2 separate regions of the Mus musculus genome follow, and region 2 is linked to region 1. A link is a loop called in an ENCODE intact Hi-C map of the cell type or tissue named here. Cell type or tissue: gastrocnemius. All regions are shown on one strand. Links, peaks and the distances in the headings refer to the core of each region. The heading gives the core; the rest is flanking DNA.

Evidence for each region. A loop is a pair of places that touch in the nucleus more often than their neighbours do. Peaks named below come from ENCODE experiments on the same cell type or tissue, not always from the same donor. Only the 100,000 strongest peaks of a DNase experiment are listed, where the experiment ranks them.
Region 2: a loop joins it to region 1, with 2.1 times the contacts of the local background. A loop is called at or near these places in 10 of 42 quality-filtered maps.

Annotation. Positions count from the first base shown.
Region 1 is chr5:44,051,000-44,059,336 of GRCm38, reverse strand. It overlaps Prom1 (prominin 1), which reads left to right. Exons shown (of 28, transcript NM_001163577.1): 4 at 685-711; 5 at 3,254-3,459. Among named protein-coding and RNA genes, the nearest start is that of Prom1, 47 kb to the left of the region's middle. In gastrocnemius, for the core only: no CTCF peak of the experiment used is centred there; no DNase peak of the experiment used is centred there; H3K27ac peaks cover 790 bases.
Region 2 is chr5:44,170,276-44,178,612 of GRCm38, reverse strand. Tapt1 (transmembrane anterior posterior transformation 1) reads left to right here. Exons shown (of 14, transcript NM_173764.3): 14 at 1,431-3,454. The coding sequence ends at 1,660. Among named protein-coding and RNA genes, the nearest start is that of Gm42427, 34 kb to the right of the region's middle. In gastrocnemius, for the core only: no CTCF peak of the experiment used is centred there; a DNase peak (open chromatin) is centred at 4,346.

The DNA of each region.
Region 1 (8,337 bases), core at 87-8,086:
AGAAGACATACAATGCCTAGACTTTCTGGAGGAGGCAGCATCTCTTCTAAGACTTGAGTTTCCTCCAATGAGTGATGAATGAGCATGGATGAGTGATGGATGATAGGGAGGCAACCTGGGAAGTCAGGGTGAGGAGGGAAAAGAGAAAATGATTTGCCAGAACGACAACAACCAACTTAGAATGGCCAAGAAAAATGAGGAGGTGAAGCCCAGATTGGCTAGTGAAGCTCCATGCTGGGAAGCTTGCATTAGAAATGGTGGAACTTCATTGGAAGCTGTTAAACAAGGGAAGGACATTTCCAGATTTCATCCTAGAGGGCGCACTTTAGAAGAGTTGTCTTTGATTCTTGGACTAGAGGCAGCCCTTGTTACTGCTTCATGAAGATCATATAGCAAGCATGTTAACATCTGTAACTGCCCTGTGATTGCTTTTTCCCTAACTGATGATCATGCTGACTTTGAACCTTTCAAAAACCCAAACTTGAATTGCGGAACTTGACTCTGAAATACTGGTTCTCCATATGCACTCAAGAATCTCTATCCTGTTCTCATGTGGATCCCCACCATGTTATTTTACCATGTGGACTTCGGTTATGGTGAATGACTCATGTGACTTTTCTGTTTTATTTCGATGCATGCTGCCTCTGCTACACACAAACTCCTCAACTGCTTTGATTTCTACAGCCAGAAATCATAGTCTTGGCTCTGAAGGTAAACTGTGCGCTTGCTCTCTGTTCTGTGTCATTGTTCGTCTTAGGTCAATGGCTAGTGCTGTCTCTGTTGGTACTTTCTGTTCTTCCCCGGTGATTCCACTGTGATGGTGTTTCAGTTTGTTTTGTCTGTATCATCTCTGTGGTGTGTGAGGCCCTAAGATCAGTTCTGCTCTAGGGCAGGGTAGGAGAAAGAGGAAGGAAATCATACAACCTCATTCATGACCCTGACTGATACCTAATTGATAAAATTGGGAAGGTTGTATAGAACTTATAAACTCTTGTTGTTGTTGAAGCTAAAACTGATGCACTATAAACATTTTAATACATCTTCTTTTCTGGATTTGAGTTTATTGCTTCCTGTGGTTCTGAAAATATTTAAAACTCCTTTAAATTATTAAATAATTTTGTTTGCTGAGAAATGGGAGCAAATCTGTAAGTATGTGAGAATTTAGAGTGTATGGGTTGGTTTCTTAGTTGGCCAATGATATTACTTCTCAAGGAAGTGCTAAAGAGTCAGTAAATAGCAGGTGTTCATGGATAGGAGAAAGAGGCTACACACACACACACACACACACACACACACACACACACTGATGAACTTAGCCTTTTTTTTAGCATTTTAACTTTAATATTGAAATGAAGAGTATCCAAGTGTCAGCTGCACCCTGATTCATACATGAGCAATTGTCTATAGCTAATTGCTATCAATTGATCATTGACTCTAAGCAGTTGCTTTTGCTTTGAACAGTTCATCCCTGATGCCATGACAGCTCATCCCTGATGCCTATGAAGCTCATCATATTAATGGCTATTTTCCTAGTGGGAACTAGGCTCTCCTAGAAGGATGTAGCTGATTTCAGTTTTAGTGTTCTCTGCCAAGGCATCATCACCTCTAGCAGGGTTGTCCACCCAGTAGGGCTGCTGTCTGTACATCAGGCCATTTAAACCAAGAGACAGGTACCTTGCAAGGCAGGCAGCTGAGGAGAGCCAGCTAGCTGGGAGGATGGCAGGATTGCCACCAAGTTCATTCTGGTGGACATTCAGGAGTGATGACAGAGATAATAGGGTAGGGGATCACACACTGGTGGGTGGCTGCTAATGATGACAGGTGGCCAGAGGGCACACACACAATCACATCCCTGTGTCAGGAGATGCTTTTTAGCTCTGCAGATTTCAGGGACAGAATTCACTCTTTTCTTCAGCTGATTTTGTCACTGCCATATTCCACTGTAGACAGGCTCCAGGGAGTGGAGGCCTTGAGTACTTTTTTTGATTGCCTCACTCATAGTAATGAGAAAAAAAAAACCAGACATCATTCAACTATGAAAAGATAAAGTGAGTTGGCTAAACAGGAAATTGGATGTGAGGTCAGGTCTCAGTGCACACCTAAAGGAGCAAGGCTCATATCTTGTCCGACCCTTCATTTTAGCACCTACCTCCTACACTGCTATCTTGTTTGTTCACGAATCATCAAATGCCATCCTGTGAGTTTTCTGCCATTCTAGTTGGTAGAGTACTTGCTTAGCTTTCACGAATTTCTGAGTTCCATCCTCAGTACCACATAAGCTAGGCATGGAGACACACATCCCGTGATTGAAGCATCCAAGAGGTGGAGGCAAGGGGATCATTTTTTACTACTGAGACCAGCCTGGGATTCAGGGAAGTTTGTCTCAAAAACAAAAGAAAGCATCAGGGAGTGAGCATCCAAACAAGAGAAATGCAAGTCACTCTGTGCACAGACTGGAATGAAAGGTTATTTCATCCTCCAGGGCATTGATTGATCCAGGACCAAGCTAGCAGGGAGAGTGAAAAGAGTTAAGGTCTATCTAATGATTGTATGTGGGAGTTGGGCTGGATCCTGGGAGCTCAGGACCAGTGTGGACACCGGCTGCCAATGCCAAGCCCCCGTAGTCACCAGGTCTGCCTCTTGGACGGCAGAGAAAGCTTCACTTGCCTGGTGATTGCCTAGGTGCTCCCTCTTTAAGCATTCGTTATCTCTCCTTCTCACAATGACCTGATGAGAGCCATACTGTTATTCCCAGTGTCTGTGTGGAAAAGGTAAAGGCCTTGTGCTTGAGTCACTCAGAATGTCTATACTTTGTTCAACATTGAGATACTTTTAGAAACATGGAGTTTGTCACTAATCAATCCCATCCAACATGGTTCAAATCTTTCCTAATCTCTACTTGTTCTGTTCTGTCTCCCTGGTGTAAAGCACCCTGTGTATGTACGACTCTCTATGCAGAGCTTTTTTTTTTTTTTTTAAGCCATCTGGAAAACAAAATGCCCTTGGAATTGAAAGTAAACCATTTCCCACTTGACCTTGCTCTTAGGGTAACTTCCAGGTAATTGAAAGGAATATGAAACTCTTGGCCAGCATTCTGGTAATTCAGGACTCTACTTTCTTCAACAGAGAGTTTCTAAATGGAAAAGTCCTTAACTGAGTGCATACTGGGGTCCTCACAATAGCTACCACCTGTGGAATCTTCTTCCTGTTTTGTGTGACGTGACATATGCTGTGCTTTTCCTTTGCGTTGCAGATTGCCCTCTATGAGATCGGAGTCCTTATCTGCGCCATCCTGGGACTGCTGTTCATTATCCTCATGCCTCTGGTGGGCTGCTTCTTTTGTATGTGCCGTTGCTGCAACAAATGCGGCGGAGAGATGCACCAGCGGCAGAAGCAGAATGCGCCATGCAGGAGGAAGTGCTTGGGCCTCTCCCTCCTGGTGATTTGTCTGCTCATGAGGCAAGTCAAGTCTCCAACCGCAGGCAGCTGCCATTAGGGTGTTGCAGGGAGATTGGGGGATGTCTGCTTTTATCCATGAGTTTGTTTTATTTCTTCCTCCTCCTCCTCTCCTTTCTTCTTTTGTCTTTCTTCTTTTTTCCTCCCTCCTCCTGCATCTTTCTTCTTCTTTCATTTTTCTTCTGTCCAGAGTTCACAATGTAGACTTGGCTATCCTGGAACTCACTATATACATACACACACACACACACACACACACACACACACACACACACACATATATATATATACACACACACACACCAGTCTGGTCTTGAACTCGCAGAGATCCAGCTGTATCTGCCTCCCAAAGTGTTGGAATTAAAGGCATGTATCACTACACCCAGCCTCTTTTTTTTTGGAGACAGTATCCCACTATAGAGTATCGGTTGACCTTGAACTTAGTAAGGACTGCAAAAGTCCTGGCTGGACCTGAACATCTAATAGTGTGCCATCTAATAGTGTGCCTATTTTGATTTCCAAGTCCTGGGATAAGAGGCATGCCCCAGCACACCCAGCTAAAGTGAAACAAAACAGAAAGGGACAGTGGAAGTGACTCACAAGGGTGCCACTGTCAACTAAATAATAGCATAGTCTGGAAGTTGTCCTGTCTTACTCCCTGAGAGGTCCTTTTGGCAGTTTTTCCTCTTGTAGATGTCCTGATAAGTTGTGTGTATGTGTGTGTGTGTGTGTGTGTGTGTGTGTGTGCGCGCGTGCATGCGCCCCCCCCCCCCCCCCAGGAACACAGGAATGTGTGAATTCAGGTATGCATATGCCATGGCTTCTATGAGGTCACAGGACAACCTTGGCAGTAACTCCTCATCTTCCCCGTTTCTTAAGGCAAGGCCTCTTTGGGTTTTTTTTTCCCTGAGAGAACTCTAGGTTAGCTGCTTCAAGCTTCCAGGGATTCTCTTGTCCTCTCCTCCCATGCCCAGTAGGCATGCTGAGGTTACAGATGTTTGCCACAAAGGTCCTAGGATTTGAGTTCAAGTCTTTCCGCTTATGTGGCAAGCCCTTTTACCCACTGAGCCAGGTCTCCATCCCCAGGCAAACTTAATGGCTGAAAGCGTTTACCTCCTTCCTCTGACACCTCTGTGGAGGCTCACAGCTTGAGCAGAAGCAGGAAGGAGAGCCTCTGTTCGCTAGTTGAATCCATGACCTCTGTGAATTTGTAAAGATTGTTGAACATAAAGAACTTCCTAGTCATTTTGATACCTGCTCTTCTTGAGTGTGCCATTTGCCCCGGCTTGTGAAGTCTAGAGAATTCCTTCATAAGCCAAGGATATTCATGTGTAATTCCCGCTGTTGATAAAAGTTTCCAGCTGATGGCAGATCAGAAACATGCATGCCTGTAAGACGGTGCTGTTTTGTAGGAGCTACATCTATTTCCCAGCTGAAGACTGTCCCCCAAGAGCCCCCCTTATTGTGACACAGCTCTCCTATGCTTATGCCTTTTTAGATTTTTTTATAATTATTTTAATTTATTGTGTGTGTGGCAAATGTGCTTGCTCCCAAGGGTTGGGTAGGATACATAGATACATACAGAGTGCATACATAGTGAGGTCAGGGGGCAACTCCTGAAAGGGTCTCTTCTCTAACTTCATCATGCCTGATCTGGGGATTGAACTCTGATCATTAAGCTTGGCAGTAAGTCCCTTTACCCACTGAGCCATCTTGCCTGACCTCAGTGAGCATTTCCTACACTAAAAGAAATGAAGTGTCATGTGCACAGTGCTGAACCTGATGGCTACAGTCACGACAAGGCTCAGCGGTGAGCCCTCTACTCTGCTTTCTGAAACCACCACACTGGCTCAGCAGCTGCAAGATGGTTTAAGTCTAACCATACTAATTGGGACTTTAAGCACAAAGCAAAGTTAAGTCCTACAATTGAAGTTCTGGGTCCAAACCCAGAGGAAGTGCTTAAGTGGGGGGTCATTATTAAAGGCTTGACCAGGACGCATGGCTTATAGATATACCTACCAAAGATTCCACCGATCTAGAGCTACCTCCAAGAAAGATGACAAGAAAAAGAAATGTGCAGATCTGATAAAGCAATAAAGGGAGCACACTTTGTTCATTTGTTTGCCTTTGAGACAGTGTTTCTCTACATAGCCTGGCTATTCTGCAACTCACTCTGTAGAACAGGCTGGTCTCAAACTCACAGAAATCCACCTGCCTCTGCCTCCAAAGTGCTGGGATCAAAGGCATGTGCCACCACACTTGGAAAAACACCTTTTAATATTTGACCAAAAAAAAAAATTATGTGCAGTGACTGACGAAGCCAATGGCTGTCCCTGGTAAAGAAAGTGAAGGTCTCTGGGGAGCTGGACGGTGCTCAGCTGCTTGACCCCTGAGTTACTAGTGCAGGCCTGGGTTACCTATTGTATTGATATAAACGTGACCAACAAAGACTCCCCATCACCAACAAAAGCAATTCAGTGCCTCTTGTCCCAGAGAAGTGACAGCTGGATCAAAGACAGGGCTTACCTGAAAATAATAGAAGTATAAACATTAACCAAGTATTAGTTAGTATTAACCAAGTATTAGTTAGTATGTGCACACACAGGACCCGGATTCGTGTGCCCTTAACTTCCTGCACTTCTGCTTATTCGTTCCTTTCTCACTTGAACTCAAAGTGTGGACATATGTTCTCCATCTCTGACCTTTCTGCTCTGTCTGTCGCAAACAATTCAAATCTCTTCTTTCCCTGGTAATTCCTGAAGTGTCTGTCTCTCTCCCTACTTCCCTTTGAAGCCTTCTCAGGAATGACTAGACTCAGCAGGGCAGTATGGGAAGGGGGAGGGCAAGTTAGCAAAGGAATGCGAGTTATAGCCTAAAGACCCTTCAGACTCTACAGGGGTTCCCTAGTGTTTCCAGGAAGCTGGAGATGCGGGTTTCCTTCGCCCACAGATTTGACTTGTATGTTTTTCATCTACATACCCTAGACTTTAAGAACTAGGCTCAAATCAGGAGGTTAGGAGGTCACGCTGCCTTTGAGCTTTCCCTAAAGGCAGCTCTAGAATGTGAGAGAGAACCTTGGGACCTGGCCACATGGTTCTGCCTTCTGTCTGTCTGCAGAGGATTGCATTCCCACTCCTTTGGCTGGGTCAGCAGATGTAACTTCCTCAGAAAGAAAAAAAAAAAAAAAGAACTTGTCTTCACACTTGTCAACAACTACATTTGTCAGTGTCCCAAAGGCTATGTAAGAGAAAAGAAGGCTGAGAAGACAGCTTAGTGTTTTAGAGGGCTTGCTGCTCTTGCAGGGGACACAAGTGCAGTCCAAGCACTCCCTGGGCAGCTCCCAACCACTTGTAACTCTAGCCCCAGGGACCCAACACTCTTTCCCGGACTCTGTGAGCACTGGACTCAATTGCATGCACCCATACACAGACACACAACCATGCACGCAAATAAAGGTAAAGATGAATCTAGAAAGAAAAGAATAGCCTAAACCCATCCATGCCTTGAGTTTTGGGAAGTTTCTGGAGAGCATCGGAAGTCAGCTTTGGTAACAATTACCCTGGAGAACTAAAGCTTCTACATTTATCTAAGCATAGGATGTGCGGACCACCCCCTGGTTTGGAGGGCAGAGCATCTCAAGAAAACAGATCAGAATGTATCCCGCCAGAGTATCTTGAGTCTTTGTTAATGGGAACAAGAGATCTGGCTGTTTAAAATTTCAATAAGTAACTTTTAAGAAGGAAGAGCTCCGTGACTGCTCGCTAAAAGCATCTGTTTGGCTTTTCACTGGCCAATTTCATGAAGGCTGTAGACGGGGAAAAAATTGCTTCATTTTCTAAAGATTTGGCCTATAAAGCTCTTTTTTTTATTTAAAAAAATTTTTTTTAATTTTTGACATAATCTTACTTCTCACCTTTCTTCCCTCTAAACCCTCTCATTTACCCCTTCTTTCTCTCTTTCAAATTCATACCTTTTTTTTCATTACTTGTTGTTACATGCATATATGTGTTTGTATATACATATATTTTCTTTTATAAATTTATTTATATATTATTATTAATCATTCCATTTGTTTACATCTCAAATGATATCCCACTTCCACCACCACCCCATCCCACATCTGCCCTCCCCCTCCCTCTTTAAAAGCTCTTAAGTCTATATTTGTAAGTGTGTGAGATTATTTTCCACAGTATACAAACAATTCATAATGCCATTTATCCTAGGAATAAAAGTTCCTGTCTTCTGCGCAGAATCTGAAGACATTTTACTCTACCTCACCAAAGCACCTATTTGGTAGTTTAAGGAGAGTTACATCTGGTTCCACTGACGGGGCATGCATTGATGTTTTATGGCTTGTTTGCCTTGGGTCATTCTTTTCTCAGTGTCTTCATGCCCTAGGCATTGACTGGTATCTGTTACAATGAAGAAAAAATAATTTATGTGGCTCTAATATTTGCTTTAAAGTACAATGAATAACAGCGAGTGTCTAGCTCGATGGCAAATAGAGGCATTCATTCTCTATTTAGTTTAAATGAAAGGTTTAAGTTAGAGCTCATAACTAGAAACTAGCATTGGTCAACACAGTAAAGTCTTTATCAGTTGCTAGTATTTGCTCATTGGGAGGTTTATGTAAGAACTCAGTTTACAGGTGTTTGCTGGGAAGTTCCTTTGCGGCGTTACTTTGGAGAACTACAGAGAAAATGTTCTGCCAGCCACCTGCCATCTTCCAGGTCTCAGGCCACCCTGTTTCCTCTCTTTCTTTCTGACCATGAGGGCTTTTGAACTTGTTATTTTAAACATTGTTGTTGTTGTTGTTCTCACCGTTGGGTGTTTTATATTCATGTGTCTGCATTTTGTGCATGCCTGATGCCTGCAAAGGCC
Region 2 (8,337 bases), core at 154-8,153, 120 kb before region 1:
TGTGATCTGTTGGGGAGAGGGGAAGAATAGTAAGTGGAGCATGTGTCCGGCTGCAGTAAGTGAAGTCAGGAGAGAGAAGATGGACTGGGCAGAGGCTTTAGGTGTTTGGAAGGATAGCAGCCAGGTGGTACTGTGGTAGGATAGGACTGACTTCGTCTGAGGCCTAGAACTCTACCTCCCCGTACCCCAGGGCCCGGTCACTCTTGCAAGGCTCTTGGCTTAGAATTGAAAGGGAGAGGAGGCCAGTGCATCTGGACAGCACCCAGCTGTGCTGGAGAGTGAAAATCTTGTTCTGAACAGGGCAAAGGAACCTGGTCCAAGGTCTAAGCCAAGCTGGTGCTCCTGTGTGTTTTCTCAGAAGCTAAAGTAGAAGCTCAGATGGTACTTCGCTGTATAACATGAAGATGCTGTTAGTGATGCAAAGATTGCAAGTGTGTCAGCACATGTTCTCTTACATTAAGAAATTAGTAAATGTCTATCTTACTTTCAAGTTGGCCTAGTCTACTAGAGGATAGCCACCAGATCATGGATCATGTCATGTCATGTCATGTCATGTGAAGTATATTTAAAATGAGTGCCTGAAGGATGCCCTAGAGGTCTAGAGACTACAAGCTAGAGATGATTCCGGAGGGTGTTGAAGTCAGGCCCTGAGGGGTGCCAGTCACACTGAAGACAGTGTTAGCTCTTCACTTTCTCAGAGTCACAGAAGACCACTAGGTCTCAGCAAGAGTGGACATGGCAATTTATCTACAACTCACTGTGGTTTAAAGTTTCCTTAAGGATCAAATTGTGGGGAGAGGATACTGAATGAGGTTGACAATGTTGGCTCCATGGTTGAACACTTAACCTAGCAAGCAGAAAGTACTAGATTTAGTCCCCAGCACTGGGAAGGGAAGGGGAAGAGAGTGGATTTATAATTCAGAGGTCAGTGGGTCCTAATATGCTCTGGTGCCTCCACTGCCAGCCTCCTAGATTCCTGGGCAGGGGTGAACGGGTCAGGGTGCCTTCTAGTTGGACTTCCTGCTGATGATGCTACTAGTCTGAGTCTAGCCAAAATGTATAGACAAGAAGTCAACACGGTAAGTCTGCCTAGCTCTTCCCAGAGGTCAGGGTAAAGAGCCAGTGCTATTTTCTACTCAGGCAGTAGTCCTGAGAGATTGTGGTCACGTGGGAGGGGACTGCAAAATCAGAGGCAGGCTCTTTCCAGAATCAGGTGGTAGTGTTACCTATGGGATGGGTAATATTTTTGGATAAACAGTGTGTGACTAGCTTCTAAATTTATTGTAAATGACAGCTTATACAGTATGCTTTTAATTTTCATATGGTGTATCTAAGAGGAAAGATGACAGATACTTTCCAGTACTCTGAAGACATAAGTAGTTTGATGAGTTTTTGCTGTGACTGAAGAGAAATTATCTCCTTTTCCACAGGCCTTTCCACAGAAGAAAACCTGTCTGCCTCCGTCACCAGCCAGCCTGGTCATCAGAAAGAAAACGTCATACCTTTACTCGTGACTAGCAATTCTGATCAGTTCCTGACAACCCCAGATGGTGATGAGAAGGACATAACACAGGAAAATTCTGAGTTAAAGCACAGATCCTCAAAGAAAGACTTGTTAGAAATAGACAGGTTCACAATTTGCGGGAACCGGATTGACTGAGTTTGTGACTAATGAGATGAAGATGTCAGGCCCCGGGCCACAAATTCTGGGTGCCAGGACACTTGCTAAAAATGGCACTTAAATATTTATTTAAAAACTTAAATTATTAATGGCAAGCAAATCTTAGTATCTTTCTTCCAGTAATGTGGCCTTGCAGAAGGGCAGATCACGGAGCAGCGGTGGCCTCTGGCCCTGACTCTGGATGCTGACACTTGAACACTTCCTCCTGCGTGGCCAACAGCAGTGCTGCTTCCAGCACCTGGCCAAGCACTGCAGAAGCTCCTTTCCTTCGTCAGCCTGGGCTTCCAGATCGTCGGGTTCTCCTCAAGGCCTCTTCAGGATAAGGACACACCTGGGAAACTGTGACGCTTCTACCATGAGTTCCCTTTCCAGCCTCAGACTGTCTCCACACACTCTTTCCAGACTTGACTCCATCTGCCAAAGCATTGACAAGTTGCTACATCTAAGTCCAGATGACGTTCTTACCACCAGAGTCATCCTTGGCAATACATCTGAGCTAGTCAGAACAGAAGGCCACTTAACTACAACGTGGTGAATAGCAGCGTCCTATGAGAAACAGTGAGCTCTTGGCCCAGTCATTTACTTTATAAAGGTCATGTGTCACTGAGAAATGCTTCCTGCTGCCTCGGTTACTCAGGGCAGAGTGTGAGCTGTGTGACACGGGCCCAGTGACAATAAAAGGCACAGAGCAATGTCAACAGAGTAAAAGGCACAAGTGCAGTGTGACCTGGCTTTGCTTTAAGGCTAATTGCTTCATTGGTTATTCCAAGTTAAAGGATTTGGTGTTGAATTGGCGAATAGCCATTGCATAGCTGTTGCTAGTGCCAGGCTCGTTTGTTGGGTTTTGTTTTGGTTTGAGTAACAGTTTTAAAGTATTCCCAGCAGATTGAGCAGTGTCACCTTGCTGGGCTTGTAAAATGCATTTGTCTGCCTGTGGGTCTGTTCTGTGTGGGGAGGAAACCCTCACATGACCGACCGACCGTAAGTAGAGTGTTTGGGACACTGTAACTAGCAACCAAAAGGTGCTCTGGGGTTTTCATCTGAGATAAAGATGTTATTCCTGCTTCATTACTACCTATTAGCATCCCAGGACAAATTCTCGACACCCTACTTTATCTTAAGAGTCTGTTCTGCACTTCTCTTAGACAGAAAGTTGACCATTTCTGATCTGAACTGTCTAAAAGATGGTACTCTTAACTTCATTTCCTATGCTGTCTTCTGAAACTCAGCTCTCATGCAAATATTTGGGCACAGATGGCAAATTTTAAATGGTTTGCTGTATCCTGGATAAGTATAAAACTAGTTTGGATGCTTTGGCTTATGCATTTGAGATTCAGGAGGGTTTCTAATGTTTTGCACTAACAGAATCTAAAGATAGCTGTTGGAGATACTATATATTTATGCCTTGTAAAGCCAGGAAGCAATTTTAAGTTTAAAATGAACATTTTTATTCTTTTGTGTATGTTTTAGTGGGGCCCCACTTTTAAACTATTCTTTTTACCGAAAGAGAGTGTCCATGGAAACCAGGAGCCGTGTGGAAAAAGCTTTGCCAAACGCAGCCCTGGTCAGAACAAGAGCACGACCTAGGTGTATCTTTCTGTTCCGCTTGAGTTTTCTGTTTCCGCGCTGTTCTCTGAAGATTGCATTTCCTTTGCAGATGCTCTTGGGAGTGTGGATGATACTCACTTCTGTCATAATGGCATTCAGTACTAATTTTATAAGTGCATCTTGTGTGAAACTCAATAAATTCAATTTTATAATCTTTTTTAAAAAGGTCACTGAATTTCTTGTGGCAACGATTACTATTATATTTGTTGGAATGGATATCTCATTGAGAGATTTCTTATTTAAGCAGAACTTATTTCTAGTTTACAAATAATAGGGTTGTGTTAAGTATGTTTAGTTACTCTTGCCCTAAATGATAAAAAAAAAATTGCTCTTTTGTCTTTGAAAGAATAGCCTGCATGTTGGTCATAGACCATTTAGTATCTCTTATCACATGACAACATTTGCATTCTATGGTGCATCTTGATGTCACAGTGTCTTCTTGTCATAATATGGGAGTCACAGTCAAGACAATACTTTGGTTTTTAAATAGTCTTAGTATGGTGCACGGTACATCAGACCCATTTTAGCTTTTCCTACAGGTCAAAGTACCAAATGCTATTGATGAATGTATCTTGGCTCCCTGTGGTCTTGTGCCAGCATTTGAAAAAAGTATGCTTGAATCAGCTTCTCAGCATCTGCCTCACCCACTCTGTGCCACCTGCCCTGCCACCTCTGCTAGCTCAGCAGAGATGAGTTCACAAGATTGCCTTAAAGTACTTTATTTTCATATGCCTCAGCTCTAAGTGTTTTTCCCACAGTGATTTCTTAGTTGTTTCCTCTGTCAGGAACTGCCCAGAGCAAGGGATAGCAGGAGACAGCAAGGTCTCTGCCTGCTGGACACAACTGGACATTGGTCGAGTATGTATGGCAGACCAAGGATAGCACAGTTCACGTCGTGGTGTCAGGCTGATCTTTCCCTGTGCTGTGTGCTTAAGGTCATCTGGTAGCAGTTTCCCAGAGCTTTCTAAAAAGGGGTGAAGAGAGAGGAAAAGAATTTTCACCAAATACTGCTAGTTGCCTGCCAGACTCTGGCCTTCCTGCATGCTGTGTACAGGACTGCAGCCAAGCTTCATGGCCTCTCACTGTGAGTCTAGAGGTTAATATGCCATTTTCAAGTCTATGCCCATCATACTGTAAGTCACCTTCGAGTCTGTCCACTTCGCACCCTTGGAACCCCGAGAAGCTGGTAGCTATCCCTAGCCATGTATATTGCACAGCACCCCAGAGTAGCAGAGTCAAGGTCCTGAGGCCCAGGATGCCTGTGAAAAGGAATATGGCTGATTGGCTTAGAATACTCAAGACTCTAATGAAAGAGAAAGAAATTCGGAAACACCTGTGTTCTCAGCCTCTGATAGGCAGGTCTGTGGCAACATTAGGAAAAGGAGATGAGCGTCAGACCCCTCTGATACTCCGGCTGCGGCAACACTCCCTGTGGACAGTAGAGTCCCTGTTTACCGTGAGTCAGTAGAGGAAACAGGAAGGGCCGTTACTCCCTGTATTTCAGAGCTGACACCCCTCATGCCCTGGAGATGAACATTAAAGTCTGATTTGTTCACAGACTTAGTGAGCAGGTATTTCTTGCCCTTTATGTCAGGAAAGAATGTGTAAGAGTTTACATATAAGGAGCCAGCAAGATGGCTCAGCGGGTAAACGCACTTGCTGCGAAGCCTGACAATATGAATTCAATCCCCAGACTCCACACTGTGGAAGAAGTGAAACAACTCACACAAGTTGATCGCTGACCTACAAACACACATACACACACACACACACACACACGGGGGGGGGGGGGGGGGGGAGGGGGTGCGCAGGGCACAGCAAGAAGTAGAATGTTAATGAGCCAAGAAAGCGGTAAAAAAATATCTCAGAAGCCAAGGATGCCATGCCAGTGGTTGTCGAAAATAGTCCTGTGGTACAGTTCAGTGTGGTATGTGGTATTCATTAAATGCCTCAGACATCCAGGGTGTTTTAGAGCAGTGGTTCTCAGCCTTCAAAATGTTACAACCCTTTATACAGTTTAATTCAGTTCTTCATGTTGTGGTAACTACAACCATAAAATTATTTTTGTTGCTACTTCAGAACTATAATTTTTGCTAGTGTTCTGAATTGTAATATAAATAGCTATGTTTTCCAGTGGTCTTAGGTGACCCCCGTGAAAAGGTCACTTGACCCCCCCCCCTCCAAAGGGGTTGGGCCCCACAGGTTGAGACCCACTGATTTAGAGTGTTTTCTTGTAAAACACCTAGTGAGGGAAGGAGTGTCAGTGATGAGGGAGGTGTGAGTTACTCAGGAGAAATCGGCATGGTGAGAAGGTTTCAGTGATTCTCAAATGTTTGTTTCAAGGATGGGGAACGGTGAGTTCCTAGGGGCTGGTGAACAAACAAGACATGACTGATTAAACATGAGCAAGGTAGTGAGGGATGGGGTCTTCTGCCGGCCGGTGAGGCTGCTCTTGAGATGTCGTTACCGGAAGAGAAGAGTGAGCATCAGTTGGTAGAGTTTTGCTTTGAACATACAACCTCATCTAGCAATGAGGAAACCAAGGAGTTCATGAGGGTCCTGTCATCACAGGAACGTACATACTGGGAAAGTCAGAGATGCTGTTCTAGCGAGTTAACAAGGCCAGTGCAATGCAGACAGGAAAGCTCGTAGGCATTACTGTCCCAGTTACTTTGAGGCACGAAAATGAACAAGTGCTGCTGTGTGGTTGTGAGTGGATCTTGTCTAGTGGGTAAGGGAAGTGGCAGCTAAATGCACACCTGACAACGAGACACTCTTGTCCCTGTCTGCAGACACTGATCACAGGAGACCACCTTAGATGGTGCTGCATCCCTTGTCCCTCAGCTCCTGATAGAGACCAACAGTACTGCTTGCAAGAATTTAAAAAGAGCCACTGTGAGGGACGTGCACTTAAATTTAAGATGCCTTGTTAGATTAGGGCTGAGGGTAAGGGGAGGAAGGGCAAGGTAGTTGTCACTGAAGAGGGAAGAGCACACAGTATGTCTACAGCACAGCCTTGGCCCCTATACACACATAAACACACGCTGTGTGTGTGTGTGTGTGTGTGTGTGTGTGTGTGTGTGTGTGTATGTGTATGTGTGTTGAGAGCCAGCCACTACTGAAACCACAGAGAGGAAGGCAGTTCTGGTTGGAGGTGGCAGGGACTCTATATGGAGACAGGGCTTGAGAGCTCTTAGTGCCTGGCTGAGGATTCTGCCCCTGATTCCGCTCAGAGGCTGGACAGAGGCGAGCTCCTGTGGGATGTTAAGTTCACGTATACAGAGGATAAGTGAAGAAGCTACTTTGGACACTTTCAAGTACTATGATTAGGTCAATGTGTTAAGAAAGGCAGGCTGCTGACCTCCCAAAGGACTGATACCTGATAGCTGTTGGAGGTTTGTGTGAAGGCACAGTGTGGTTCTCAGCTGCTACATCTTCATCCCCTTACGGAGTGCATGCTGTCGTCCCCATCCTACAGCTAGGAACGCAATCTGGAAAGGAAGAGTAATGTGTGCCCACCACACAGGAGACAGAGCAGGACCTTGAACCCCTTTCTACAGTCTTGCCCTGTGCCATCAGCTATGTTCTACAAGAGAAGGGTTGGGAAAAGGAGGCCCTGTATGGAAACTGCTGGGGACATCCACACCAGCCTAAGGACCAGAGAAGCTAAGATACTGTTGGTGTGGGTACCCAGTGCAGTGCCAAGGGATCAAGGAGGCTAGTGGGTTGTCTGCATGGAATGCAATGGGCTCATGCAGACCTGGAGCCATACTATGGCAGTGTCGACTCCAGACTGCTCTGAAGTCCTGTGCCTTCCAATATCCCTTGAGAACTCCAAAAAGAGGATCCTGACCCCAGACTTGGTCCATTTACTTCAGCGCTGACACCATGTGGAAAGCCAAACTTTTATCTGATTTTGTTTCTCATTGTCGAGCACATGATGAACCCTCTTCAAATCTGCCGTGCTCCAGGAGTGACTCCAGGGTCAAGCTGGCCTTGCTCACGGGCCATAGTGGAGGACAAACATTTCTATGAGACCAAAGAAAGACTATGGTCTGTGAACCCCATGCTGAACACCAGAATGAGCTGAGCAGAAGGCTGGGTTGCTAAAGCTTTGGTAAGATGAAATAAAACCAAAGCAGTTCAGGTTCCACCCAGAGTGCTCAGCTGGCTACTTTTACAGAGGATACCTCAGTCCAGAATGCAAAGGTTTTCTTAGCTTCAAGTTTACATATCCCAATCCATGGTCAATTTTCCCTATTGCTTTGGGCCTGTAGTGAAGCAGCTCCTGATGGCAGGAACATGAGGCAAAGCAAGGCTGCTTACCTAACAATCAGAGAGCTAAAACTAAGAGGAAAAGGCATATGAGTTTCACAGTCACTTTCAAGGGCCTGCCTCCAAAATACCGTGCATCTCCAAGTACAACACACCTCCCACAAAGATCCACATTCCCAACAACAGCACCAACTGGGGACCAGGCCTTCGAGAGATATCTGAGAGTCAAGGCCATACTACCACCTTGAATTGAAAAGTACAAAAATATGGCCTCCTTTCCCTTGCTGTGTGATTCATTTTGCCCACAAACATAAGCTTAGAGACTACTTAAGCTTTGAGCTGGTGGAAGTTCCACTGTTGAAGCACCTCTCACAAAACATCCAACTCTTCTCTGAGGTAAACATCTTCCCAGTACCTCTCATCACTTGTCTCCTAGCTTTGTCTTGCAGGGTTAGTCATGATGTTTAAGCCAGTACTTACTAGACTTCTACTACAGCCACCACGCAAGGCTCCTGTAATCCAGTCCCTCATTTCTTCTGCACGGTGTCCCTGCAAAGCCTCCTCCCCTGCCCCTGCCATTTTGCAGAAAGTCCTTCTCTCAAGCCGCTGAGGTTAGAGCCAAGCTTTCACAGGGTCTACCTGCTTCCAGAGTGGGCTAGACATTCGGACAACCCTGTATAAAAGTCTGTGTGAGAACTTCCCCCAGCACACATTAACCGTTCTCCAACAAACACATGCCCAGTTAAGTGGCTTTCCATCCCTTGTATTTTCCG